2 separate regions of the Mus musculus genome follow, and region 2 is linked to region 1. The links are chromatin loops, found by intact Hi-C in ENCODE. Cell type or tissue: left cerebral cortex. All regions are shown on one strand. Each heading gives the region's core, and the rest is flanking DNA. Links, peaks and the distances in the headings are about the cores only.

Evidence for each region. Peaks named below come from ENCODE experiments on the same cell type or tissue, not always from the same donor. Only the 100,000 strongest peaks of a DNase experiment are listed, where the experiment ranks them.
Region 2: it touches region 1 in a loop (3-fold over the local background); 4 of 42 quality-filtered maps call a loop at or near these places.

The regions. Positions count from the first base shown.
Region 1 is chr5:19,217,472-19,232,779 of GRCm38, forward strand. Magi2 (membrane associated guanylate kinase, WW and PDZ domain containing 2) reads left to right here and starts at 9,575. Exons shown (of 23, transcript NM_001170746.1): 1 at 9,575-10,118. The coding sequence starts at 9,818. It overlaps 4921504A21Rik (RIKEN cDNA 4921504A21 gene), which reads right to left and starts at 9,084. Exons shown (of 3, transcript NR_102342.1): 1 at 8,670-9,084. In left cerebral cortex, for the core only: no CTCF peak of the experiment used is centred there; DNase peaks (open chromatin) are centred at 9,296, 9,947, 10,761 and 10,965; H3K4me3 peaks cover 3,073 bases; H3K27ac peaks cover 2,657 bases.
Region 2 is chr5:19,393,726-19,409,033 of GRCm38, forward strand. The region is part of intron 1 of Magi2 (membrane associated guanylate kinase, WW and PDZ domain containing 2); the gene reads left to right. Among named protein-coding and RNA genes, the nearest start is that of Gm25335, 110 kb to the right of the region's middle. In left cerebral cortex, for the core only: CTCF peaks have their summits at 7,486 (motif pointing left) and 10,679; a DNase peak (open chromatin) is centred at 7,480.

The DNA.
Region 1 (15,308 bases), core at 4,417-12,416:
TTTCAGAATTTCCTTATATTCCAAGGCCTTATTTTAGTATCTGAAAATCTAAAATGATCTCTATTATCTTAACTCATCTGGGTTAACAATCTTACAGGCATATTTAAAAAAAGGCTGTTGTATACATGATGTCACCTTGAACTGAGGGAAAATGAGAGGAGACAGTATGTTCTATGAAACTATAGTTAGCAGAGCAGTGTCCTCTCTGAAAGAGTTCAATATTGAACCAACAGAGCCTCGGAGTGTGTGGTGCTATATAGCAAAGTGGAGAGAAGTTGAATATGGAACTTAAATTGCTAAATCAGCTAAGTCTAAAATAAGACCATGGAGTTTCTGGATGGCCTTGTGTAATCACAGGACTCCTAGAAAGTGCTAGCATATGAATCAGTGTGAAGGTGTGCATGGAGGACTCTGATGGAAACTATGGTTTTGGATATAGACAAGGTGATCTCAAACCAGATAAAGGGATACAAATGCCTCCCCATATTTCCCAACTTCCAGAAAGAGCAGATTCTATTAATATTTGAACTGTAACTGAAGATGATCTGTGTTAGAAGTCTCAGCCAAACTTTATAAATGAGTGCGGTGCTGTAAACTACCATTTGTGTCACCTTATTACAGAAACAGCAGAATTAAAAAAAAATACAGAACTGCCCACCTCTCTCTTGATGTCAAGAGAACCCTTGTCTGAACATCTACTAAACCGCCACCATTCCAAAAGTGTGTAAGAATTTTTTAGATGAGATATATATTTGTTAACATCAAGATAAAATTTTTATGTCTGTCGATCAAATGTTAAATTTTCTACCCACTTTTAGTTACAAATGTCAAACAAAAATATATATTTACTAATAAAGTTAATAAGGTCTTTAAATGAAACCTAGGCTAAGGGCTTTAATGTTACATAAACATGTGTCAAAATCACAATTCTATCTATATTGATAATGTAATTTAAGTAATTTAGAATATAAAGACCTGTACTTCCTCATTTGTAAAACCAAATAGTAAACTCTTAAACTTGAGTCTATAGAATCATACACTGAGAAGAAGATTTGATATAAATGGTTATTAAGGAAAACATTCTAAAAGAAGACAGTTACAGAATAAACAAGATAGGAAAGGAGGTGATTTCAGGCCAAATTCTAACTTCAGTAAAATCTTGCAAGGGAGCCTCAAGCTGGATATTATATCTGTGATTTTCTTGCTACTAAAGAAGGCAAGTTGGCCTCTTTTACTCGCTTGGGTAGCACTTGGAAAAGTATTATGGGGAAAAAGTTAATTTCCAGGTGTTCCTTATGAGTTTCTAATCTAGAGCAGAAATCACCCAGTAGTTTTTTCAGGCATTCTTTCAAAGACAGACACAATATGAGAAGCAAAAGGATGTAAAGGACAGGGGAAAGGTTTTCTAATTCAATCAAAGGGAGCTGTGGCACCTGTGCCATAGAAATTAATCGTCTCTCTCTGTGTCTGTTTCTCTCTCTCTCTCTCTCTCTCTCTCTCTCTCTCTCTCTCTCTCTCTCAAGTATGTCATGTCTAATATTATGCTCTACCCAAAGAATGCTATCATGAAATTGTTGCTTTAACATACATATAAGATAAAAAAATTTTCAAGAAAGCAACAAAAAGCAAGGAAATATGCAGGACCTCAGAAGTGAAAGCTATCAAATCAATGGAAAGTTTACACTTGAGAGATCACAAAATGGTGTTGATTTCTGTAGTATTGTCTACAGAACACACTTGCTCCCGATGACTGTTTATTTCCATCCTTTAATAAATTAACAAATATAAACACCGGAGAACTGCTGTAATACTTTGTAATAGAAAACCATTCAGATATTTGCTACCTTGAGTCCCTATATTAATAATATATTCAATTCTAGTAACAATTTAAAATTTTAAAGGATGTTCCTATTTTATATGATGCTTAGGTTAACATTGTCATATACATTCCAGCACGTTTTAACAAGTTATCACATGCACTGATTGAGTTAAATTACTTAGTGAAGGTTGAACAGCAAGAAGCATATTTTAAGGGTTCAGGTTAGTTGAATCTATTGGTCTTCCTGTTGAGTTCCATCCCCTTAGGAGCCCACAATCCTTCCTCCTATTCTTCCATAAGAGTCCCCAAGCTCCATCCACTGTTTGGTTGTGGATGTCAGCATCTGTCTGAGTCAGCTGCTGGGTGGAGCTTCTCAGAGGACAACATGCTTCTGTCTTGAAGCATAACAGCATATCACTAATAGTGTTAGGGACTGGTTCTTGCCCATGGAATGGATCTCAAGTAGGGCCAGTTATTGGTTAGCCATTCCCTCAGTTTCTGCTTCACTTCTTATGCCTGCATTACTTGTAGATAGGATAAATTAAGGGCTGAAGGTTTTGTGGGTGGGTTGGTATCTCTATTGCTCCACTTGGGGATCCTGTCTTCAGGAGGTGCCCTCTTCAGGTTCCATGTCCCCAACGTTGTGAGTCACATCTAAGATCACTCTCATTGATTCTTGGTACCTCCTTTATCCCAGTTGCTGGAGATGCTCACCACTTCTTCATGCCTGTCAGTTGCCGATTTCCACTCATTTTCATGGCCATTTAGCCATCTCTCCTGTCCTTTCCCACTTCTGATCCTGAATCCCACATTCCCTTATCCATCTCCTCTCCCTCCTAATTTCCTCCCACCATCTGGCTCTTATGGCTATTTTATTCCTCCTTTTAAGTACTTCCTCATTTGACCCTTTGTGTTGTTTAGTTTATTTGTGTCTGTGGAATGTACACTATACCTATGTTTTTATGGCTAATAACCTGAACCCTTGGAGCTCTCAGAGTCTGAGAAACCAACCAAAGAACATACACAGGCTGGACCTAGGCCTCACCACTCATATGTAGCAGATGTGCATGTTGACCTTCATGTGGGTCCTGAACAACTGGAGCAAAGGCTATCCCATAAGCTGTTGCCAATACATGGGAAATATTCTACTAGCTAAGCTATCTTGTATGGCCTCAGTGAGAAAAGGAAGCACCTAGCCTCAAAGAAACTTGAAGTGCCAGGACACAGGAAATACCTAGGGGGACCCTACCTGTTCAGAGAAGGGGATTAAGGAAGGAGGAGAGAAATTTGTGGGAGGGGGTTAACTGGAGGTGGGCAGTGACCATGATGAAAAGTGAATAAGTAAAATTAATTAATTTTTTTCAAAAACATATTTCAAATTCTGAATACCAAGATTGATATCTCTAAACAGTTTGCTTTAATTTCATATGAGTAGAAATCTAGTCATAAGACAAATGACATACTGAGATTGGGAGAAATAAATTTAATAAACAAATATTGAGAGGTTGCTTCTTATGGAATAGACCTTAAATCAAATTAGATCTAGGTTGGTTACTTCCACAACTTTTGTGCCACCATTGCCCTAGCATAGTCTGCAGCGTGGACAGCTTTGTAGATCAAAATGTTTGCTTCTTGGTTGGTATTTATGTTTCTCTTTTGATAGCCTGCAACGTAGCTTCTGTTACCAAAGACATTAACATAGGGATGAAGATTCTGTGTAGGCACTAACTCAACCTGTCCAAGAGTTGTTTGTGTGCTGTCTTCTGCAATGAGATCTTTAGTTTTTAGAGAACAACCTGTTACCTTGGCACCAGCCTGGATTTCTTGGATATTTCCATGGGACTCTTTGGCCAACAATTCAACTGGATGTAACCCAGTCCAGGAACTGGAACTTCATTTGTTGACAAGAGATGGCCAGTTAGGACTCCATCTCCCCCATTTGTATATTTGAGAAAGTTTGCACTGTGTTCGACCAATCCTCAAATGCCTGTCAATTCTAGTTGTCTTTCCCTACATTCCTCCCTCAACTCCCTCTCCCCCTCCCCCCATTTACATCCATCCATTATATATATAATGTACTCTAGTTTCCCCTCCCCAAAAGATCCATGTGTCCTCCCTAGTCCCTTCCTCTATACCCAACATCTCTGGGTCTACATATTGCAGCTTGGCTATCATTTCCCTAATGGCTAATATCTACATGTAAGTGAATACATACTGTGGGACAATGGGCTATGCACAGACAGTCTGGTCTCCAGTTGAGCTGAGGTGTGGAACCCCAGTACCCGGTGGTAGAAATTCCCACCTACATTGGATGGAAGGCGTTCCCTCATATCTCCTGGACCCCTGGCTCCTGTCGAATTTACTGCCCCCACAGTCCCCACAAGAGAAGCATGTGTCTTTTAGTCATGTAGACAATGTCCCCAGTTTCTGACCTTCAGGCTAGATTCCTCCCAGTTACCAAGCAACAACAAGATAACAAGCCCACCATAATAGGGGCTGCTTGGCCCCTCCTCACTCTCTTACTCTCTCTCCTCCATCTCTAACCTCTCTCTCTCTCCTTGATTCCTTACTCTCTCCCTCTTACTCTCTTAAGCTTTTACTTTCCTTACTCTCCCTCTTACCCAAGCCTTTCTTCTCTTTCTCATTTTCCCCCTTCTCACCTCTTGGCCATGGCCAGTCTCTCTCTCTTTCTACTTTCTCTCTTTTCCCCTGCCTTCCTACAATAAAGCTCTAAAACCATAGACTGTCTTTGTTCATCAAGGCCTTCTGTGCTTGGACGATGGAATAGGTTTTTTTCTAAGGAGCTGTGCCTAATCTCCTGTCAGAAGGCCTTCCTGCGTTCCAGCCACGGACCAGACTTAAGACTCTCGCCTGCATGGGATCCTCTCTCCCTCTGGCCTCTCTCCTGTATCTCCAAGGCCGAGAGTGTCGCCCCTCGGGCCCCTGGTATCAGGGGCTTCCCCTTGTCCACTCCTGGTCAAGTGGGGTCCAGTGGCTTCACATAGCCAGATGTCCACCCAGAGCTGAGTGGAAAGTGTCTGGCAGTCCTCCCATGTCTGCCTGCCCAGAGCACAGGAACTTTGGTGGGATGTGGGCTCTCTCCCTCCTCCTCTTCCCCTACACTCCCTTCAGACCACAATATACCATATTTATCTTTTTGCGTCTACATCAGAGATGAGAGTAATAAGAATGTATTACATAACTGTATGGAATTTGTAATTTAATAAATGAAATTAATAAAAATAAAGAGTTCTTTACACTTAAAATCAAGTTAAAATAATGCAAAAATTTGTTACAGATGCAAACATGATTATTATCTTGATAAAATAAACATTTAATAAAATTTTATATCTATTAATAAATATTTGGTTAATTTTGGAAAAGTGGAGTAGTTGCTTAAAATTTAGGAAACAAGTTTTCTTATGCTTTCATCTTATAAATAGGAAATGTAAAAATGAACTTTTGGCCACTTTTCAATATAACTCACAAAGAATTATAAGCCAGTAATTAAAAGAGTACACATGCCCCCCCCCCAGACCAGGTCTACTCATTTAGTAGCCTAGCTATGAGCATTCTCTGAACTACTGCTCAGAAAACTCTTAGCTGCGATGCTAAATAACTGGGGGGTGTTGTTTTCATAGTGCTTGGTTTTACTGAGATGTAATTACAGCATTTCTCCCTTTTCTATCTTTCCCTCTAAACTCTCCCATATACCCCCATAGTGTGGGAAGCCACATATGCCATTACAAGGTGGCGCTGGCTACTGCTGGCCACCACGCATAAGTCTGAGTAAACAACCAATGTGTACATATGCAGTAAAGTTTTTCACCAAGTCACTGCCTGGCCCGGGCATGATAATGAGGCTCTGTGAGGTACTGAGAGAGAATAACCAATCAGATGAGAGACATGCAAATGAGTTATGATAATGAGGCTCAGTGAGGTACTGAGAGAGAATAACCAATCAGATGAGTAACATGCAAATGAGGTAGAATGCATAACCAATCCCGGTGTGAGACACACCTCTCCTAGGCCTATATAAGCAGCACCAGTTCTGGGTTCGGGGTCTTCTTGCCTACGCAGTAAATGCCCTCCCAATAAACGTGTTGCAGAAGGATCCTGTTGTGGTGTCTGCTTTGCTGGCAAGTAGGGCGCTCACACCATGGTCTCCATCAAATTCATGTCTCTTTTTTCACTAATTAATATTGCATGCATATAGGCATATGTACATGCAAATATATTCTTAAATATAACATGTTTCGTCTGGAATATATATATAAAAAAGAAATATTGAGGGCTCTGGGGATATAGCTCTGTGGTATAGTACTTACCTAGCATGGAGAAGGTATTAAATTAGAAAATTAGCATTGATATACATATACATACATATGTATACTGTATATGTATATGTACTGATACACATACCAGTACTTCAGTGAATTTATGACGTATAGGTGTGTGTATATAGTAAATGAAGGCAGGATAGCAAAGACACTTCTAGAAAATACAGAAAAACCTACTATAGAAAACAGTTACTTCCTACAGGGCTATAGGATAGCATTCAACCCAAGGAGAGAAAAATCTAGACCACCCATTTCTTTGCTCTCCCCTCTCATCCTGACAAGGCAGAAAGCCATGTAGTTCAATCTCATTTATGTTGATGTGGTCATTGCTCAATGGTCAAAAAATTGGTTGAGATGTCATATAGCTGGTGGGGACATACCAGTTGCACTGCCAGGGAAAACTTTCAGGAAAGCCTGTGACCAGCCAGAGAGACTCTCTTAGTAGGAGGCTCTGTGCTGTGGGATCGGAACAACTTCATAGAGGATCCAGAAGTGTCTGAACCACTCTAACACTGACAAAGCCTAACATTGTTGTTGGCGATTGTTTTAGTTCACTTTCTGTTGCTGTGATAGAGCACTGAGAAAAAAAAGCAACTTGGGGAGGAAAGAGTTGATTTTCTTTCTGCAATCCACCCCGGAGGAAATTTAGGGCAAGAACTCAAGACAGGAACCTCTAGGCATGGATCAAAATGTAGATAACAAAGGATAACTGCTTACTTTTTCCACATGGCTGGCTCAATTTGCTTTCTTAGTCTACCCAAGACCACCTGCCCATGGTGGTACTACTCCCAGTAGTAGGGATCACTTCACCCTTCAACATCAATTATTAATAATTTTTAAATGCCCTACAGACTTGTTGATAGGCATCTGGCAGAGGCAATTTTTTCAATTGCAGTTCTATTTCCCAAAAAAATATAAATGTGTGTCAAGTGGACAAAATAAAAAACTATGTAGGAGGAAGAGAGAGGTGTTTAGAGATTCTGATTCCAATAGCTGCATACAAGTCAATATAGGGTGGTCTAGGAGCAGACAGAGAGCTCTGTGGCTCTGCCAGCTTAAGAATGGTATGAGTGAGCCTCCTAGGGAAAGCAGCTGCTTCCCTGTTTTTCTTCTGTCCCACAAAAGGAACAGGCCTAAAACCATGGTCACACTATACTGAGTCCTACTATGACATGTGCTAAGTAATATGGGTTAGAGGGAGTAGCTCAAGACAGTGACTACATACAGGTGTGACGACAACCTGCAAGGGTCTGAATGCATAAAATTATTGTCACATTGGTTAGGTGCATAACTTTGTAAGACATAAAACAAATAAATCTCTGTCCAATCTATCTCTGTGCCTTCCTTTCCTCACCTGTAAAGTATATAAACTATATAATATAACCATAATACGTGATAAACAATTAGAATAACAGCGGACACATTGGAGGTAATTTGTAACTGCTGTTAAACAAATGCAAATTCTGTTCTTCACTGCCTCTATCACTTTCCACTTAGAATGGTGCTTTATAATCCTCAGCCTAACTTTTCATGAGACTGGCCTTTCAATGGAAATCTTGCTGGCTCAGGAGCATTCCTTAAGGCCAAGGACTGGGTAGTCCTCACCAGTCATAGCCAACTTTTCTCAAATGGAAAAAGGCACAAAGTCAAGCAAATTCATCCTTTGTAAAGATCTTCAGCTCTGACCTAATTTGCTGTCCTCTCCACGATGTGGGGGTGGGGCTGAAGAGGAAGAACCTACTGTTCAAAGCCAACAAACCTGTATGGGGCAGTCCCTTCCCTGCCTTGCCTGTCTGTCTTCTCAGTGCACCAGGCCCCACTAGTACTGTTACCCCTATTTAAAAGGAAACAACCAGAGAAAGGTGGAACAGCCTGCTAAACGTGGCACTCCTGAAAAGCCCCAGAGCCAGGATACACACCCCCTCTTTTCTGTCTGGGTCAGCTAAGCCTTTTGAACCGCCTTGCTTTCCTCCCACACTACATCCCAGACATCAAAGCTCTTAACTGCTGATAATTCCTTCCCATACTCTGATTTACAAAGATGAGTGGGTGAGTGGTTCCTTTTTTTTTTTTTCTTTTTGCCTGAAACATATTATTTCAAAGTTAAGCAAATGGAATGTAAGCTACGGAAACTCAAAAAGCACCACTCAGGGTTTGACTGGAGAAGTCAGCAGCCCTCAGCCCCCTGTGTCCTGCTTAGCTTTCCACCTGGCTCTAAATTTGGAGAAGGGGAAGGAGCTAGATGGGGGTACAGCGCTCCACCAAGAGCCTTCTTTTCTTTCCTGTAGCAGACTTGTTTGTCTGATTAACCTAAAACTTGACTCCTGTCCAGGTTACACTCACCATTTATATGTCTAGGCTCTTACTCCATTTATCTCCCTAACACCTACCCCACCGCCCCTCTCCACTCTTCAACTAGGGCAGGTGCCCTCCTCTATCCTGTCTCCACTCAATCCTCTTCAGTTTCTTCCAAGAGGACACATGGCCCTGCTCTGCAGATGTTATTTCACCTTATTCTTGCATCCAGGACGACCAGACTCCTTCCTCTAACTTTCCTCTATCGGAGGGGCACTTCTGAGAACTTTGCGAGGAATGAAAGACTGTAAAAAGTGGAGCGAGCCAATAGTGAAGTCTCTCCACGGGCTCCGCCTGCCAGGCCCTCTGCAGTTCCATGCTGGGACCCCGAACTCCAGCTTCCTTGTGGCAGGATGGAGCCCCAGAAGACTGTGCTGTAGATGGGCCACCAGGCTCGGCATCGGGTTCCCCGGATTTCTGCTTTGTCCAGTGTTGGGGTGTGGGCAAGTCGGGGCGTCCTGCAGGCTAGCAGCCCGGCTCACAGGGAAGCTGAAGACAGGTCCACCCAGGGATCCCGGCTCTCTTCACCGGCCTGCCCATGTCGGGCCTCCGCTCCCCTCCTTCCCGGCTCCCGCCTCCTCCCGCAGGCTGCAGGGCGGCCCGGGGCCTGCCTCTCCCAGCGCCTTCACTACCGGGTCAAGCCGCGGAGGGAGGGAGACGGCGGCGAAGCCCTCCCTGGCGCTCCACTCGGTGCGCGCGCCTCCTCCCTCGGCTCGCATCCCCCAACGCTCCCCCCTCCCCGCCGCCCGCTTGCATCCTGCCAGTACAGTACAACTAGTACACAGGCACACACGCGCACACGCGCACACACACGCGCTCCCTACCGCTGCCACTGCAGCTGCCATGGATATCGGCTAACAACACAGAGGCCGGCGAGCGCGCGCGCGCTCCCCACTCGCAGCACGCAGGAGTGGCCCCCGGCATCCCTACCCTCCTCCCCACCCCCACGCCACCCGCTCACCAGCTCGGCCACTGCTCGCGCTGGCTCGGCCGCCGCCACCGCCGCTAACGCCGCCAACGCCACCACAGCTTCCTCCGCTGCGGGGCCAAAGCCTTGAGTGTCATTCAAGGGACAGCACAACCTCACCCAAGCTCTCCTACCTCTGCCCAGCCGTCCCTCTCATCCTCCCCCTTCCTCCGCCACACTCCATCCAAAGAAGAGGGAAAGCGCGGAGCAGAGGGAGAGAAAGGCAAAGTCTGCCACCCTCTTCCCTTGGCCCCCTTGCTCCTCCATCCCGATTTTGACTCCCAGACCCTCCTTCCCAAAGGACCCTCTGGAACTGAGGCGACTCACCCTACTGCCATGTCCAAAAGCTTGAAAAAGAAAAGCCACTGGACTAGCAAAGTCCACGAGAGTGTCATTGGCAGGAACCCGGAGGGCCAGCTGGGCTTTGAACTGAAGGGGGGCGCGGAAAACGGACAGTTCCCCTACCTGGGGGAGGTGAAGCCGGGCAAGGTGGCCTATGAAAGCGGCAGCAAGTTGGTGTCCGAGGAGCTGCTGCTGGAGGTGAACGAGACCCCCGTGGCGGGGCTCACCATCAGGGACGTTCTGGCCGTGATCAAACACTGCAAGGACCCCCTCCGGCTCAAGTGTGTCAAGCAAGGTGAGCGCAGCTTGTTCGGTGCTCTGCCTGGCGGTGGGACCCCGGCGTGGGGATGGCATTAACAGGGTGGGCGCGGGTGTTGGATGGGTGTATGCTGCGCCACCGCGGGGTGGGGTCCAGAGAGCACGGTAACTGTGTTCGGAGCATTAGGGGGACCGGGACTGGGGGGCTGGCTGGCCGGCTAAGCCAGGTGGTACTGTAGCAGGCAACTTAGTTTGCCCAGTTGGACCCTCCCCTTTGGAAGATGCTTGGCCTTGTCTGACCTCCTCTGAGCTTTAGGCCAAATAGAATGTGCGCCAATGGCATGTCCACAGTGGACACAGAGCTTTCGGGGAAGGAGGAAAGCAAGGGAGGAGGAAGAAAGGAAGATGGAGCAACTTGAGGTGCAGAGCTGTCGCTAGAGAGAATGGGAGAAGCTCTGAATATTGGGGCAAGTGGAGACCCCTTGCAGGATATCCAAAACTAGTCTGGAGACACCTTGGTCCGTAGCGGTTCCCTAGGGATCACTGACGGGAGAGGAAGGAAAGGGACAAATTGGTTTGGACGCTTTGACCGGTAGTGTTCAGTAACTTTTTCCCTGCTTCACTCCTCGGTCTTTCTCCCCCGCCCATGGTCATGTCATGTGGGCACCGTGAGTCACGTGCAGACTGACTAACCCTAGAGATCGCCCCTGGCCAGCAGGCAGGAGGAGGGGCAGAGATTAAGAAGCGGGGAGCTGGGAGAGCTTTCTAATGTGGAAGGGGAGGCAGACTGCGGCATTACAAGGGTTCCCCTAAGTATTCTTCATTGACTGGAATTTTCTTATTGACTAGGATTTCTCTGTGGTTGGACTCTCCTCTAGCTCCAGACATGGGGGCGTGTTTGTGGCATAGAGGTGGATGGAGATGCAAGCTGGTCAACAGCCCAGGCTCCCTGTGTTCTAACTTGGCTTCTGTCAAGTCTCTTCTAGGCTGTGAAGTTAATTTAGAGAGATTGGAATCTTGCTGAAAAAATGTCTTTGCTTGAAATAAAATTGTGGTCCTGAGAGAAAACTTTCATTAGAAAAGACTTTATTGTACAAATGTAGCGTGCCTTTGTTTTCCTCTGGTGGTAATGCAGTTTCTTGGGTGGCACAGGTGGACAGGACAGATCTGTCTCAAACATACCAGCATGGTATGACAGTTTGTTATCTATTGTTATTTGTCTTGCGCCAGTGTTGAAATTCTGAGTATTACTGTATCAGAATTGCTCTTCATGCTGTGATCCATTATGAAGAAATACTATATAGAGCAGTTGTTTTTTTCAGAATAAAATTAACATGTAAAAAGAAAAGTTCCGAAGTAAACAAGAGAGAATAAAGGTTCATAAACTTCTCTAAAGCTAAGCTGTCAAGGAAGAAAACATCTTCAGTGGGATTTATTGAGTATCCATCGTATGTCATTTTAGATGATCTAATATAGACATGCAGTATTATATGACCCTGAAGAAGAGGGTTTACTATCCTAGCATTTTCCAAAGTGACATACTTTGAACTCAAATTCAGAAAATTGTGTTGCTACATTTTAGGTTACGATACTACATAATAGCAATAGATAACAAATGTGAAGTTCAAGGCTAGGGTTCAGTTTACTACAATTGACCAATACCGTTATTTGGTGGTAAAAAATATTGGTGTTTGCAAAGGAAAACAACTGCAAAAGTTAATGCTTTTAAAATATCTGTTTGTTTAGGGGTTGATGGTTTATGGATGGGTGAATGGATATGCCCACTGTGTGATATGGAAATCAGAAAACAGCCCTTGAAAATCATTTCTCCCCTACTGCTCTGTGGGTGAGAGAGGGAAATTAGGCTTGCTGAGACACTTTTCCTGAGATCAGCCTCACAAGCCCACGTTAATACATTTCCACAGTGATTATATTCTACTGTGGTTCCCGCTGATCATTTTATTCTGATGCCTACATGTTGAGGTAGATGTTGGCAAACTTTAATACTCGTAAACAATAAGTGTTTATGAGTATTAATAAAATAAATAATTAAAAGAAAATATTATCTAGTATTAGCAATTTACTAAAAGAAATCCAGAGAGACATTGGAAAACTGAAGGCATAAAAGTTGTGCAAATTGAGAATCTGAGATAAGAAATGGGATTTTCTGGCCTATTCTGTGATAATGCTCATAATAAAGCTAGGGCAAATTTGGGAAGTCTTTCCCTTGGGGAAGCATAATTTCTAGCAGAACAGAGCTGGGAGTGATGTTGTAAGATGAGGTTTCCCTACTGGACCTTGACAAAGAAGCAGAAAGATCTACAGAGGGTGATCCCTGCCCAGCCTTGATTTTAGCTAAAATTCATCCTGATCAATCAGCTTCTTGCTTGTATTTTGTTTGGAAGAATAAAGCTGTTCAGATTCAGGACACTTATTATTATGGACTGAAATATTTAGGTGAAAATCTTTTCACAGTATATGTTAACCCTTAGTCTGTCAGTCTCCAGGTATCCAAATATAGACATTCATCTACAGAATTAAAATAGATATAAATAGATTAATTAATTAATCTATTTTAGCTTTTTAAAATCTATAATCGTATATGTTTATTTAAATGTAGTGATTCCTATATATTCTCTTATAAAATTGATCTTTTATCAGTGGTGATTAGATTTATTTATTTATTTATAATTATGAGTAAGTGAAAATTGGCAGACATTAAATATAGAGCTTGTGATTGTTGGGTTTCAGTAGGGTTTGTACTTGTTTGAAAATTGGGTTGAGCTTTAGGCTTAGTAGTTCTATTTCTGGGGGGAATCAAGAAAAAAAAAATAGAAAAACATAGCATAGCCAGAGAACTCATACATGGCTTGCTAGTGAGGTGGATTTTTAAAAATATTAATGAGATTGATTTTAAAGGTTTAGTTAAATATTGGACATTATGCAGAAACTACATGTATAGTTATAGCAAAAAAAAAAAAAAGAACTTGGGGAGATTTGTTAGAAATGGGAGATATGTATAATAGAAAGCACTAGCAAAATATACCCCAAATAAATTGCCATATTTACCCAACTTTTACTTACTTTTTGGCTAATTTTACATTATAGTTATTATAGATTTATAATTATCCTAATTTTTAAAGAAACTGAGAAACTAATATTTTAAGACATACTAAAGAAGACAGGTGTTTATAGTTTTTTCTGAACTGCTTAAATGCCTTCAAACCCATTAAAAAAAAAGCAAATGACATCATCAACAACAACAAAACCCTCACAACTTTTCAACACATTTCAACAGATTTCTCTTTACTTCATCATCTTTTAACCTACAGAATAAACTACATGAAAAATACCGTTTCTATTGTTGGTGATATCCTGTTGATTCTTTAAACCATTCTTTTTGTTTATAATAATCTTTTCTTACCAATAGATTTAATTATAACTCAGCAATATTGTATGCATTCTCATTTTTCCATAGGACCCCATGAAGAGAGCCCCCTTGGGTGATCCTGGGATACAAATTGAAGTGTTAACAGTTCTTTTCTTTGTCTTTTCCTTTTATCTTTGTTGCTAAAGTTCACAGCAGCCAGTTAAACAGACTGTCATGTTCCTGTCCTATATTCCTTAAGCCATGGCTCCTGATGCCTCAGACTACACAGGGACGGACATAGCCTGGATACATTTTCCCATTTAGTATCTCACAATGGAAAATAAGAGGCAAAAACTTTTATAATTTTTACCATGTGGAAGGTAGGCCATTGAAAGCCTTTGAACTTCACTTTTAGACAAGATCTACCTTCAAAGAGAAAAAGAGTCACATTTATTAAGAGTCTCACTTTCTTCTTGACTGACTGCAGACTAATATGATGTGTTAGGCTTCCACACTGCCTTTGCGTTTTGGGGAGTGAAATCCAAAGTATGTCAATTTCTGCTAGTAAAAAAAAAATGACTTTATTCCATATAATTTGAGTTATGTGGATTTTGTATTCAAAAATAATAAAAGTGCTTTAATCTGCTGTTCAGCCTAATATTTGTCCAGTGCTAGGGTTCAAGTCCAGGGCCATCTATGTACTTTAGAAATGCCCTGTTATTGAGCTATATTCACATTGACTGATTAACTTTGTTAGGAAAATGTTGGTTAATAAACAATTAAACGGTTCTGCTTAAGCAGAGTTTGTGAAAGATACTTCTGTTCTTTTCCACTGTCTGTAACAGTTTTGTCTTTCTTATTTTGTTTAGTTTTTGTTTGTTTTACTGTTGTAATGGCATGGCTTTGAATGCTAAGCATGATCATCCCTTTCTCATGGGTTTGCTTTGAATGACAATAGTCTCCAAGTCAAATGCCAGCTGAAGATTGTAAGTGTGGCCATTTCTGCTCTGAACATTCACACTGTGTGTGGTTTTGTTACCGTTGTTTGTTGTTTGGTTGATTCCTTTGTTTCTCTTGTTGTTGATTGATTGGGATTTTTGTTGTTGTTAGTGGTGGTTTTTCATTTGTTGTTTTCTTTTATGGTTTGACACCTCCACTACACTCAGTTTCAGTTTTAGCTGCTTGAACCTCACACATTCACTTTCATAACGAGAAAAAAATGTTTGCACATTTGACATGTCTTCTGGCTTGCAGTTCAAACAATTACTTTCCAGTGCATAGCAGACCCTGGTGGCAACATTTCCCTTAGGATGTGGGACAGGCAATTGTGAACTGTGCTGTATTCCTTGCAGGTGACCTGGCTTTAACAGCCAAGAGCACTCTTTGATGACAGTTCTATGAACAAGTTTTCCAAATGGGGGAGGTAGCAGTTTCTTAAGGGTAAGAAGGAACAGCTGGGAATGTAATCTACTGGAAGTACTCCTCTTAGTGTGCAAAACCTTGAATGCTAGCTCCTGCCTTGTCAACAACCATTAGCTAAGTTACACATGTAAATCATAACATGGTTTGCAGGTAGTAAGCACTATGTAAATGTTAGTAAATCTTATTCTAAACATTTGGGTCATTTTGAGGCACTCTCATTACTTTTAACCTTCAAGATATTTTTACAGTACTTTTAATTAAGTGTGTGTGTGTGTGCGCGCGCGCGAGCACACACACACACACACACACACACACACACACACACACACACACGAGCAGGTGCAAGTAAGGTCAAATGCTAGTGGAGGAGTTGGCATTGCAGATGGTTGTGAGCTGCCTGGCATGGTTCCTGGGAATCAAACATGTGTCCTCTTC
Region 2 (15,308 bases), core at 4,431-12,430, 180 kb after region 1:
AAGTATCCAAATACCAAATGATCTAACTGAGTAACCTTTGATGGACATTTCATATATTATTTTAACATGAAAATATATAAGCATTAAACTACTGTTATGTGAGAGAAAGTACAGAGAATGAAAAAAGTAAAATTTAGAGAGCTAAAGAGAAAGGAAGAGGGAAATGAAGATGGAATAAGAGAAAGGGAGACTCATGCACTTTACTGCGTCCCAGAAATGTGTGAGCAAATTAGAAAGAGCACATACATACTGGAACAGTTCTTAACATTATTTAAAATCGTTTCACAAACCTAATTATACATGGAATTATTGTTTCACAGAGAAGAATTCCACCTTCCTTGTGTTTTTGTTCTCACTTTCACATCAAATAGCCACCTACACTTAACAAGAAATAATAATTACAGTGGTAGCATACTGATGTCCTGATAAGCCCATGTGGAATACATATATGTGTGTGTGTGTGTGTGTGTGTGTCTGTGTCTGTGTGTGTGTGTGCATGTGTCTGTGTATATGTAAGTGTACATTTATATATAATGTAGTATAAAGTATAATATATGTGTATGTTAAACATATAACATATTATAAAGCATAATATATATGTTACACATATATATGTATATGTGTGTATGTATTAGTTAAAGTAATCCTTGAGTCTTGAGCTAAGAGGTCGGGGAAGGGGGAATTCAAGATTTCACCTTTCTTATATATGTTCATTAGTTATATACGCACGTTCTAGAAAACATCCATGAAATGCAATTTTACTTCAACAAAACTATCTCAAGATATTTATAAAAATGATGCTTCTAAAAGGTTGGATAGTGATACATCAAAGGCTAAGGGTGGCAGTTATCAGCTAGAGAGTAGAGCACATTGGCTGTATAGTCCATCATTGGTGCCCAGTGAAAGCAGAATTGATTAGTTAAAATTTTTTATCACCTTTCTTGAAAATATTTAAGGATTGAAGAAAAAATTCTTCCCAAAAATCATGAACAAAAGTCTGTTCATTTTTAAAAATTAAAAAAAAAAAACACCCTAAAACCTGGCTAAGAAATCAATGACATGTACACTAAGGTGCATTGTATGTTACATTTTAATCCTACGATCAGCAGAGTATGCACTGATTGGGGAGTTGCAGGCTGGTCTCCAGTTGAGCTGAGGTCTGAACCCCTTCTCCCCCAGGCCCCGCTTTTTGTTCCCAGCACACTATGTCTAGCAAACCATGTGTGTTGTTAAGAGCTCAGTATTTTAAAATCCTCTGTCTCTGTGACTGTACATCAAGTGTTCAAGTAAAGCTAAGCAGTGGAAAGGGAAGTGAATCCATCGACTATGTCAATTTAAAGCACACATTTAAATATGGTGCATAACTTGTCAAAATGTGACTAAAAAGGTTAAGTAAACATAAAACAAAATAAAAAAACAACAACAACAAAACCCAACCCTGATTTCTTCTTATAACACAAATCATGAAAGTTTCTTCACATATATTACTTCATATTGTTCTTTTATTTTTAGGTTTTAAGATTTGGAATAATTAGTTTGTGTATATATATATATATATATATATATATATAGTGATTATTAAATGAATAAAAACGATTTTCATAAGAGAATTGCATGACTACAATGGGTTATACAGGTAGGGTCATATCCTTCAGGGCATTAAGGATGAAGAACATGGAGGAGGAAACAAGGTGGATCAACCACAGAGGAATGAAGGAACAAGTTGGACGGGCCATTAAGATGTCATTTTCAATGATGCTTTATTCTCTTTGTCATAAAAAACTGATTAAGTTTGAATTAATTCTGAGGTGATTAATATTTTGAATAATTTGGCTAGATATATATGCAGAACTACTTCTTACAGTGTAGTTACTATCATTTTACCATTTTTACAGTAAGCCTCATTTTCCTTCTGAAAAGAAATGATCATTGCTTTACAGTTGGCTCCCTGGCATCTGAGCATAGCACTGCATAAACTTGGTAAATGACCAATAGAAACTGTTTCAGGTGGTAATTATTCTGGTTTGCTCTTATTTACTCACTAATGTCTGTGAGCAATGTTCCTCTTTGTGTTATGATTTGTAAAACATGCTTCTAAATTACTTAAGCAATTTGTGGCCCAGTGATCAGCAGTCTCAACAGAAGCAGCTCTGCTCTTTTATCTGTTTGGAGTCATGAATACCTTTCTGCTATCTGAAGTGGGATTTGAGATTATAGCACCAGCAGGCAATTTCTTGGACAAATTAGTATTTGGGCCACCAAATTGGGGGAGGGAAGAATGTTTATTCTAGTATTGAAGTAGTTCCTGTGTCTATGGCCAAAGATTTCACTGGAGGCCACTAAACTGGGAAACTGTCCAAGAGCTGCTGAATACCTTCTGTTCTGAGTGATGCGCCCCTGTGCTGATAACACACGTTGATGCTCAGAGAGAGGGAGAGAAAACAGAATGTATTTGGTAAGAGCAGTCGGAAAATTTAGCTACATGTGTTGGCAACTTCAATATTTCCATGACAATGTCCATATGAAGTGCAACATTTTGTTTATTTCCTATTAAAGCCATGTTAATACCATTGGAAAAGGTTGAACATTATTCATCCATCCAAAAGTACAATAATAGGCTTTTGAGTTATATGTTCTTTTGAAGTAGAGTTTTATTTTGTTTGGGTTTGGTTTGGTTAGATTTGTCATGTTTTTAAATTTCTTATCACTATTTCCCCCCAATATACACAACTTTATGACAGAGTTGATATCTGGCAATTTTACACGTATAACAATATAACATCCCCTATTGAATACTCCTTTCTCTCTTCTTCTCCCCTCCTCTTTTTTTAACCATCTCCCTCCTCCCATATTTATGTGTATTATTATGTGTTGTCTTTCAAACAAATTATTTAGCCATATTTCTTATGGAAATTCAGAAATTTCAGATTGTTGAAGAAATATGGGCTTAACTAGTAATAAAAGAACTTGTATTTTCCTAACTGACCTTTAAACGGGACTATTCAAAAGTGATCCCAAGAAAGTAAAGTGTTTTCCTTTGTACTTAATGAGTGTGCTAATGGTTGATTGTGTGTGTGTGTGTGTGTGTGTGTGTGTGTGTAGTGTCCTCATACTTTCATGAAATGTACATTTCACTGGATGGAATATTCTTTTTACTTACAACTATGGCTTGGCAAGAATCTAAGATTCCAAAATGTATCCGATGCCCATCGAAAGATCCCCAGAGTTCTTGCCAGATGCTCATCGCATTTTGAGCATAATGAGTACAATGAAAACCAATTTCAACTACTTTTTTCTTATGTAAAAAATGACTGGAGAAAATCCGTTTCTCCATAGATGATTCATGTAGGTATGGAGTGAAACTAAAGATGTAAGACAGAAGATTCGTGTTACTCTGAAAAACTTTTCATTTATAGACTCCTGCAAAGCCTTTCACGAAGCATCGACTATTAAGTGTCAAATTCTAGAAAGAGCTGTCAGCCTGGCTTACAATTTGGGAGTCCCTTTAGTCTGTGTCTGTGAAGTAAAGCTAAAGTGTTGTGCATAAACACCTACCAGGTATGAGAATAGTTCTGTGTGGTTTTGAGCGTGACGTTTGAAGCATGTTTAAACATTGCTGTGTGTAAAGCGCCCTGTGGCACCATGGTCTCCCGGACATCTCAGCATATCTGGGTCTCACTCTAAGGCTTATTCGCAGACCAAGTTTCTTCCATTCTCAATACTCAGCACAAATCCTTACGTTTATTTGAGGCAATGCACAGATAATTTTCCTGAAAAATGAATTCCAGCAGTTCAAGATTTAAGTATTGTGCAGTGAACTCAGGATTTCCTTCAAAAATCAAACAAAAGCATTCAAAGACTTAGTATATGAAGCTTCACTTCTCGCGACAGCTTAGAGGACTTCATGGCATCTCATACCAGATCCATTAGCTAACTGCTTCGGTGTTCCTGCAATGTCATCGTTAATTGCTTATGTTCAAACTGGATATAGAAATTTTCTAATCCACTCTACCTTATACAATTTGTATAAAATGGGGGGGGGTCAGCTGTTTTATAAAAAAAAATAAAGTTCAGGAGAGACAAATAAAGGTGATGTATTTAAGGCCAAGTGCTAATTATTGCAAATATTAAAGAGCATTTGAAAGTAAAAATTTTAATGCATGGTTTCTTGTCAAAGGAAAAAATGCAACATGATAAAATAGAAATATGTTGATATATTGTAAAGCATCTATAACAAAAACAATATAAATGATTATAATTTTAAATAATTTTAGAGTGAAAATCAAGTTATAAATATGGTTAAAATTTAATAGGAGACAACAGTCATATGACCAAATACAAGTGTAATTAAAGGTTGTGGAGAATGAGATAAAAATGTATTTTTTATCTCCTCTGCAAGTCTTTAGTCCTTACATAAACACCTTAGGTGTCACGTCCATTATCTACAGTACTCACATACTTGGAATATGAAAGAATCTTGAAGCTAATAGGGGCTTTAGCCCACACTTTCATGAAGAAATTACAACACACATTTATTGAAACCATTAAGTCCATGCTTCAGAAGTATGTATCTACACGAATGCACATTATTTAAATTACTTCAGTATCATTAGTCTTTAAATCTATGGTATAAATTGCAACCAAGTGGAAATACTGACACATTCCTGTAATGACAGCACTTGTAAAATCAGATCCTAAATTCTTTTCAAATTAACCAGTATTCTCCAAAAGAAGATGAAGGTTAACAACATCTCTCAGCTAGCGATCCATAGCTGTAGCCTCTCTCCTTCTATGGTCTGTGTCAGTGTTTCCTGTTTCTCTTTCCTTAAAAGAAGTTTTCCTTCTCAATATTCTGCGTCATCACTCCAAATGATAAGTGCTTTTCCAATGTTCTTTGGAGAAAAGACTCCCTACATAGCGCCTGGCCATGCTCTCTGTTACAGGCAAGTAAGCTCGATTGCCATGCCTGTGTAGCAGCATTAGGAATTCCTTTAACACAAGGTAAGCGATGCAGAAGAATGCACATATTTAATAAATTACTAATTACTTTTCAATATAAGGATTTGGAAACAGGGCGATGGTTCTCATAGGCCTTTTTGTGATTTTGCCCAGCTAAAGATGATCATGGTTTTAAGAAGCCAAGAAAGAAACTAATTCATAAGTTTTAGCAAGCTTTTTCCCAATTTGACAGTGAGTAGGATTCTTGCAATTCCTTCTTAGTCTTAGAGAATCAGAAATGAGTAACTGGGTCCATATTAATTCGTGGAGGTTTTCAACCGTACATAATATTCTCATGTATAGTTAGAGCATTGAAATGAAGGGTAACAGGTGAGTTAGCAGTCACAGGAGGGCAGGCAGAAGGCCTGAAGATAACCAAATCAACTATCATCCAGGTCCAGATATAAAACGTTGAGTCTGCTCCAATATCTTCTCCATCCTTGAGCTGCTAGCACGTGTTTCATGCTGGAGCCAGTCCTACAGAACCAGCGTCACGGGATCGCCGCGACTCTGAGCAACAGCGGGATATCCGAGAGGATTCTCAGCAATTGTTCAGTATTCTTAGTGTCTTAGAAACCTTGAACCACACTGTCCTAGAGAAACGAAAGGATTTCTGAGATGAAGAGTGGTTCATTGACCAGACTGAACCTCTTTGAAAAATCTCCATGGCTCATACTTCCCCCGAACCCATGCGAATAAGATGGAGACCTTGTGGTTGGTCATGGTCCTTGCTGTTGCTAGAAACCATGCAGAAGCCCGGGATCCACGCTCCTACTAACTGTAAGGGGCAAGGAAGCTACTTTTGCAGTGGTACCAATGACTGCAGATGCAGCTGAAGAAAGAAGGATAGAAAATAAGCACTACTGCTGCTGGAGCTTGCTCCAGAATCCGGAGAAACTATTTTGCCCGATGACTGAAGGAGACGTAACCCATTCCTAGCTCTGGAGGTTTCAGTGGGCGAGGAAACGGATCTCGTTAGGGCACTGCCTCCTCTGTTTTCTGCTGACTCCATTCGGATTGCTTTGTATATGTGTTGTTGGGTTTGTTTGGTTGGTTTTTTGGTTTTTTTGTTGTTGTTGTTGTTGTTGTTGTTGTTGTTGTTGTTCTATGTGATGTCCATTGACCAAAATCTATTAGGAAATTACCCCACTCCTGACACTTGGAATTTTGGGAGCAATCTTACCCTCCATATGAAGCATCCATCCCAATTCTTTAATAAGTTTACAAGTTAGTAAGGTATCAAACGGCTTCTCAAACATCAACACCATTCTTCAGCTTACCTATCTCTAATCACATATTCTTTTACCTAAGTAACCTTTATTCTCATTCTGATGCCTGTACACACACAATCTCTATTCCTTGCTATGATCCACATCAAACATTCTGCAAGGCCTCTGACCAGCATCTTAGAGACTGCATCCCCTCTGGCACTGGTATCCCCTTACATCTTGAACTTACATCTACTATAAGGTTTCTTCTATGTTCGTGGTTTGTTTACATTTGGTAAGAAAACCCCACAGCCTAGAGATGGTGTTAGTTTGGTCAGAGTGCTTTATCAAAATGCTACAGGGTGCCATCTGCCCAGCAGAAGTTAAATCTCTCCCAGTTCTGACCCTGGACCCTGCGACTGAGAGGTTTGTTTCTTCTGAGACATAATTTTTTTGTTCATGGTTGTTGGTCTTCTTTGGTCTTTACACTCAAGCCTCTGTATATGGCTGCACCCAGATCGCGTATCCTTACAGTATCAGTAGGCATGGAAGAATAGAGACCACCCTAATGATACCATTGAAACTGACTAGCTCTTAGCAGTCCCCACCTACAAATACAGGCACAGTTTGGGCTACTGCATGTCAGTACTTCAACATATGAATTTAGAAGACACATTTAATTTCTCCTTTGTAACCCAGCCTCTCTGGTTATGACAGAAGCAAGAAACGTTTGTTAACAAATGCTGTATTATTACAAATACAATTTTTGTTATTTATACTACCTTAAAATATTTTCTTCCAATTTACATTTGTAAAACATGCAAAACAAAACAAAACAGAAACACTAGTATGTGTTTGTGTGTTGTAAAGCAACTATTAGAGTTGCCAGTAGTTTGTCAAGGAAATGACTGCCAAGAAAAGGAGAATTAGGCTCTTCCAGGAGTGAGCACACTGCCAAGGGGTCAGCCTTAAAACCATATACACCCAAACAAAATAAGAAACAGGTACAGCAACGGGTGTGTGTGTGTGTGTGTGTGTGTTGTAGTAGTAGTAGTAGTAGTAACAAAAGACGGGTTAAACAGAGGATAGCTGGAAGTTGATGGTGGAAAGAAAAATCAGGAGGAAAGTTATATAATTCTATTTCAATTAAAATACATCTAAACAAAATTTTAAAAATCAATATATAACACCATTTCCCACTATTGTGTTCCTTTATGAGGTCAATTCTCTGCCCAGGAATTTTTATCCAATTTTGTTATGCTGCCATCTAGTGGCAATCATGTGAAACTGTCACCACCGGTTCCACAGACGTTAGGTATTGCGTAAAGTAAGGTCAAATTTGTCTTTTGTTTGTTTTGAGAGATAGAGAAAGGTGTAGTTGGGTGGTAGAGAACTGGAGAGAGTTGGGGAATGGAAAATGATGTATTAAGATATGAAATAAAGCAATAAATTAGAAAATGAAGGCAGAATTTTAGTGTTTCCTGATGTTAACACTTAACCGCCCTGATGAAGGTGAAGATTTAAGTAAAGCTTGAGTAAATGATGAAAGACAATAAAATAAAGACCATATTTTGAATTAATAGGACTGTATTATGGGTTATAAACAACGCTGACCTACCAGACATGAAAAGTGAGCCCTGAATTATATTTATTTTTATTTTGAGCACAAGTCTACCATTTCTGTTGTGTGAATTTTTTTCCCACTTAATCATCTCAGAAAGAGACCCAAAATAAAAATCATTGGCTTTCAAAGCAGGGAGGGATGCATAATATTTCTCTTTAAATTCAGAGTTGCAGCACAGGAAGAATTTTCTGTTGCAGGAATAATTTGGTCTCCCAGCCTGTGGAGGGCTAAATGGCTTCTCTCCTGAGGCAGCATGTTATAGCTGCTCTTTCGGTGCCTGAGTCCACGTGTAGCCTCCAGTCAGTGAACAATCACCTATCTCGGAGAAGACTTTCCTGCCCTCAGAACCAGAGCACACCCACTCAGTATCTACTGATACTGTTGTTATCGATAGAATCGTGGACTGTATTCCTTAGGATTTAGCCTCACAGTTAATTTTTCACTTATTTACTATCTGGGCCCCTCCTAAACAAGGTAAGCACTGTAGCTGCTTACTCACAAACTAGAAAAGCAGTGTGCTTTCTGTAGGTTGTTAGTAAACATCAGGAAAATGAGGGACTAGCATTTCACTTAATATCATCAATGAAAATGTTAAGAAGGCTGGCAGGAGACTGCTTCCTGACGAAGGCCTGGGAAGGACTGTGACTCTTTCTAGTCTCTGACACTGACTGAGGAATGCAAGGGGTAATCAGAGAGTGAACACCCCATCTATCCCACTGAACAGGAAAAATGTCACCCCATCTATCCCACTGCATGGAAAACATATCACCACATCTATCCCACTGCATGGGAAACATGTCATCTCATCTATCCCACTGCATGGAAAACATGTCACCACATCTATCCCACTGTATGGGAAACATGTCATCTCATCTATCCCACTGCATGGAAAACATATCACCACATCTTTCCCACTGTATGGGAAACATGTCATCTCATCTATCCCACTGCATGGAAAACATGTCACCACATCTATCCCACTGCATGTGAATCATGTCACCACATCTATCCCACTGCATGTGAATCATGTCACCACATCTATCCCACTGCATGGGAAACATGTCACCACATCTATCCCACTGCATGGGAAACATGTCACCACATCTATCCCACTGCATGGGAAACATGTCATCTCATCTATCCCACTGCATGGGAAACATGTCATCTCATCTGTCCGACTGCATGGGAATCATGTCACTCCATCCCTATCTATCTCCCACGTCTTCCTCTTGATACCTCTTTTGTTTAAATCATATTCCATTGACTTGAAAAATCACACTTTTCTGTTCACGAACACTGTGAAAATTGGGATGTGTCTTTCAAATGATGAAAAATGGCTACAGGGTGGGTCACCATATCGTCACCATGCAGATTCTTCTGTGGCTGCTGCTGGCCCAGGAGAGTGACATCATCCCCTTACATTTTTAGTTAGAAGACTATTGAAGGGCACATGACAAATAGGATTTTATATACTACTTTCTGCTGGACCTTATGATCAGCCACAAAAATCACAGACAGAATGAGAAGGGCTTAAAGGACCCACCCCCCAGAAATAAAATCAGAGCCGTCTTTTGGTGTTTAATCTGGTGTGGTGGTGGTGTTTGTTTGTTGTTTTTGGATTGCTAGTTTATCAACACTTTATTTATTGTGCACCGAGGGTGATATTGTACTTAAAAGCAGCACAGCAGCCATTCTGAGTTAAAGCATAATGATGAAACTGATCTGCGAACGTGGAGACCCCGAGGAACAGTTTATCAACTTAGTTTAACGACTTCCTTGTTTCTATCTTCATTTTTCCTCACAGGAATATATTAACTCTGTACCAATGTAAGTCTTTAGATGTTTACTTAAATGCTAATTTAATACCAATCTAGATAAATATATAATTAAAATTTAAAGCAATAGGTCACAGATTATCAATATTTTCTTGTGATTTAGGAAACAATTGGTGTTACCTAAATGTCTGTAAAATATGGCTACTGATGGATCCGCAAGTGCTAAGCACTGGGAGAGTCACTGAAGATGTAAACGCTGACAAAAGAAATAGTTTCCTTTACTGTAAGGGGGCCTAGCCTCATTAGCCACTCCCTTAGTAAGGAGTTGAACAAGACACACATTAAATAGTCATGGCTAAAAAATGGTTCGTTGTTTATATCTCATTGGCTTCCCCGGCCCAGGTTTTCGTTGAAGAACAAAGTTGAAAAGTCACAAGCACAGCACATTGTTCTAGCATATCAAGCTAGATCATGAAAAGAAAGTAGTTAGCGGAAGACCTAAACACGTGGGTACTGATATATTTATTTTACTTATCATTACTATTCATACTTGAAATTTTATGTAGCAGATAGAAGTCCTTGCAGAAACATTCAGGGTATTCACTAAATAAAGCTATGTGCTAAGTTCTCTGCAAGATACTCATATTCTATAGTCTATGTTCCAGGAAAAAAGCTAGACAACAACAACAATGACAACAAAAATAGTAACCCATAGGCTGTTTCAGTATGTGGACTGGTCACAGTTGGTGGCCTCCCTTAATCCACGGGAAATTAGGTTTCCAGACAGGTGGGCAAAGAGTTGGCGTGGATGACAAACAGATATGGACACAGAGAGAGTGTGTATCTGAATGTATTTTCTCAAAGCAAGCACCAGTCTTATAATACAGAAGAAAAACAAGAAAGCTAGGCGAATACATCCACCAAGGTACATTGGTTCTTTACTCAAAACAAAGAAAATACATACATAAAAAGATGGCAGGAGCCAGGCTGTGTTTAGAACTGAGAATAGGAACAACCCTTAATTAAGATCAGCTAAACACAGGAGCCAGCTGAAAGCTCTGATGCAATGCTAGTCTATTGTTAAACTCACCACCAGGGGTCCTTTAGTAAATACCTGATTATGCTATTCCTCTGGGCCTAGTGAAAAACCTGCATCAGGGGAATTCCATTCTACTAACCCTTTCATGAATAATACTACAACCCACCTATTTCCTAGGCAATTGTGTATTCCTGTGTATGGTTGTGACTCGGCTATTGTTCTAAGTAATTACTAGGTAGACTATCCCTGAGCTTTCTAGCTCTTATTCAAGTAAATTGTAATGCCTGATTCTTTTCACTGTCTCTACTAGAGGTAAATTTGAATGTTACTGAATAGGTTACATTCTTACTGAATTCCAAGCTCAGGTTTGGCTCAAGAACTTTCTAGGACATTGGAACACTGGCGGAGGCTTAGCTATATGTCAAAATCAATCCTTAAAGGCACTTATAATAAAACAATACTGAAAGAGAGCACATGGATCAATACACCAGACTAACCCGGGGACAGGTTTTGACTATACGGGCTAGTGGAATGCTAAGGTTCCAGGAGGCTAAGTTTCTGTGAAACTCTTTGCCTCAGGACTGCTTCCAGGTTTCTAGGCCTGTCACGCGAGTCACTACTGGGGTGGATATAGCATCAGTAGACTCTAATTACCTCAAAGAAAATAAAATAAGTTTATTATGAACAAACTCGAGAGTAGAAGTTATGAGATTTTTGTAACAGTCAGTTATGTGATAAATGGAGCAAAGCATCTTGAGTAAAACACTGTAGCTAAGACTTTAAGGATTCTGATAGCATTCTGTTGCTTTGTTAACAATTTCTGTGATAGGCAAAGGTTGTTTAATTGGTACTATGAATTTGGGGGAAGCAGCATATCATGGCAAATAGAGAAGTCCTTCCTCCCAGTGGCCAAGATGTAGAGAAAAGAAGGGAGGAAGAGATAGAGGGAAGAAGGGTATGAGAGAAGGAAAGAAACTAGGAGAAAGAGACAGAGAGAGACAGAGATAGTGACAGGGAGGAAGGGAATGGAGTTCTAATACCCCAGGGACACAGTTCCATTAACCTAATTTGTTCTCTCTGGGTCCCAGTTTCCACCATCACCCAAAGTGCTGTGCATTGTGAAGTGCCATGCAGTAGACAAAGCGTTTAACCCTCTGGAGATTATTCCACATAGAAGCTATAGCAGTGATAACAAGTAGGCTTACAAATGTTTCATCAAAACGGGTTTCAGTTGAGGCAAAGAAAAAGGCAGTAAATTGAAAAGAGAAAACAAGCCCAGCTATGGTCAGGACCATAAGGAAACCACTGAGGTATTTGGTTCTTGTAAGATAGGTTTAAGAGGAGAATTGATCCCAGAAGTTGGTCAGCTAAAGAAAGGAGGGATTGTGAAATGTGTCCAGAGTGTACTAGAAAGCCAGTAAGATTGTTATAAGGGGGACTCTAGGTTGGATATTATACTTTTCAAGTTCATGTTACTATACAAACCTATTTAAGCCAATAATTTATGAAAAAATATTATTATTATTAAGCTGACAAGGTTATGTACTCTGGACAAAGATAGGATAAATGTTTAGAGACACCATGCAACATATTTTTATTTTATTTTTTTAAATATTTTTATTACGTATTTTACTCAATTACATTTCCAATGCTATCCCAAATGTCCCCCATGCCCTCCCCTCCACTTCCCTACCCACCCATTCCCACTTTTTGGCCCCGGCATTCCCCTGTACTAGGGCACTAGGCCATCTTTTGATACATATGCAGCTAGAGTCCAGAGCTCCGGGATACTGGTTAGTTCATAATGTTGTTCTACCTATAGGGTTGCAGATCCCTTTAGCTCCTTGGGTACTTTCTCTAGATCCTCCATTGGGAGCCCTATGATCCATCCAATAGCTGACTGTGAGCATCCACTTCTGTGTTTGTAGGCCCCAGCATAGTCTCACATGAGACAGCTATATCTGGGTCCTTTCGATAAAATCTTGCTAGTGTATGCAATGGTGTCAGCGTTTGAAGCTGATTATGGGGTGGATCCCTGGATATAGCAGTCTCTAGATGGTCCATCCTTTTGTCTCAGCTCCAAACTTTGTCTCTGTAACTCCTTCCATGGGTGTTTTGTTCCCAATTCTAAGAAGGGGCACAGTGTCCACACTTTGGTCTTCATTCTTCTTGAATTTCATGCACTTAGCAAATTGTATCTTCTATCTTGGGTATCCTAAGTTTTGGGCTAATATTCACTTATCAGTGAGTACATATAATGTGAGTTCCTTTGTGATTGTGTTACCTCACTCACGATGATGCCCTCCAGGTCCATCCATTTGCCTAGGAATTTCATAAATTCATTCTTTTTAATAGCTGAGTAGTACTCCATTGTGTAAATGTACCACATTTTCTGTATCCATTCCTCTGTTGAGGGGCATCTGGGTTCTTTCCAGCTTCTGGCTATTATAAATAAGGCTGCTATGAACATAGTGGAGCATGTGTCCTTCTAACTGGTTGGAACATCTTCTGGATATATGGCCAGGAGAGGTATTGCAGGATCCTCCAGTAGTACTATGTCCAATTTTCTAAGGAACTGCCATACTAATTTCCAGAGTGGTTGTACAAGCCTGCAATCCCACCAACGATGGAGGAGTGTTCTTCTTTCTCCACATCCTCGCCAGCATCTGCTGTCACCTGAATTTTTGAACTTAGCCATTTTGACTGGTGTGAGGTAGAATCTCAAAGTTGTTTTGATTTGCATTTTCCTGATGATTAAGGATGTTGAACATTTTTTCAGGTGCTTCTCTGCCATTGGGTATTCCTCAGGTGAGAATTCTTTGTTCAGTTCTGAGCCCCATTTTTTAATGGGGTTATTTGATTTTCTGGAATCCACCTTCTTGAGTTCTTTATATATATTGGATATTAGTCCCCTATCTGATTTAGGATAGGTAAAGATCCTTTCCCAATCTGTTGGTGGTCTTTTTGTCTTATTGACTGTGTCTTTTGCCTTGCAGAAGCTTTGTAGTTTCATGAGGTCCCATTTGTCAATTCTCGATCTTACAGCACAAGCCATTGATGTCCTATTCAGGAATTTTTCCCCTGTGCCCATATCTTCAAGGCTTTCTCCACTTTCTCCTCTATAAGTTTCAGTGTCTCTGGTTTTATGTGAAGTTCCTTGATCCATTTAGATTTGACCTTAGTACAAGGAGATAGGAATGGATCAATTCACATTCTTCTACATGATAACAACCAGTTGTGCCAGCAACATTTGTTGAAAATCCTGTCTTTCTTCCACTGGATGGTTTTAGCTCCCTTGTCAAAGATCAAGTGACCATAGGTGTGTGGGTTCATTTCTGGGTCTTCAATTCTATTCCATTGGTCTACTTGTCTGTCTCTATACCAGTACCATGCAGTTTTTATCACAGTTGCTCTGTAGTATAGCGTTAGGTCAGGCATGGTGATTCCACCAGAGGTTCTTTTATCCTTGAGAAGAGTTTTTGCTATCCTAGGGTTTTTGTTATTCCAGATGAATTTGCAGATTGCTCTTTCTAATTCGTTGAAGAATTGAGTTGGAATTTTGATGGGGATAGCATTGAATCTGTAGATTGCTTTTGGCAAGATAGCCATTTTTACAATGTTGATCCTGCCAATCCATGAGCATGGGAGATCTTTCCATCTTCTGAGATCTTCTTTAATATCTTTCTTCAAAGACTTGAAGTTTTTAATCATACAGATCTTTTACTTCCTTTGTTAGAGTCACATCAAGATATTTTATATTATTTGTGACTATTGAGAAGTGTTGTTTCCCTAATTTCTTTCTCAGCCTGTTTATTCTTTGTGTAGAGAAAGGCCATTGACTTGTTTGAGTTAATTTTATATCCAGCTACTTCACTGAAGCGGTTTATCAGGTTTAGGAGTTCTCTGGTGGAATTTTTAGAACCACTTATATATACTATCATATCATCTGCAGAAAGTGATATTTTGACTTTATCTTTTCCAATTTGTATCCCCTTGATCTCCTTTTGTTGTCAAATTGCTCTGGCTAGGACTTCAAGTACAATGTTGAATAGGTATGGAGAGAGTGGACAGCCTTGTCTAGTCCCTGATTTTAGTGGGATTGCTTCAAGCTTCTCACCATTTAGTTTTATGTTGGCTACTGGTTTGCTGTAGATTACTTTATCATGGTTAGGTATGGATCTTGAATTCCTGATCTTTCCAAGACTTTTATCATGAATGGGTATTGGATCTTGTCGAATGCTTTTTCTGCATCTAACGAGATGATCATGTGGTTTTTGTCTTTGAGTTTGTTTATATAATGGATTTCATTGATGGATTTCCGTATATTAAACCATCCCTGCATCCCTGGAATAAAACCTACTTGGTCAGGATGGATGATTGCTTTAATGTGTTCTTGGATTCGGTTAGCGAGAATTTTATTGAGGATTTTTGCATCGATATTCATAAGAGAAATTGGTCTGAAGTTCTTTTTGTTGGATCTTTCTGTGGTTTAGGTATCAGAGTAATTGTGGCTTCATAGAATGAGTTGGGTAGAGTTCCTTCTACTTCTATTTTGTGGAATAGTTTGTGCAGAACTGGAATTAGATCTTCTTTGAAGGTCTGATAGAACTCTGCACTAAACCCATCTGATCCTGGGCTTTTTTTGGCTGGGAGACGATTACTGA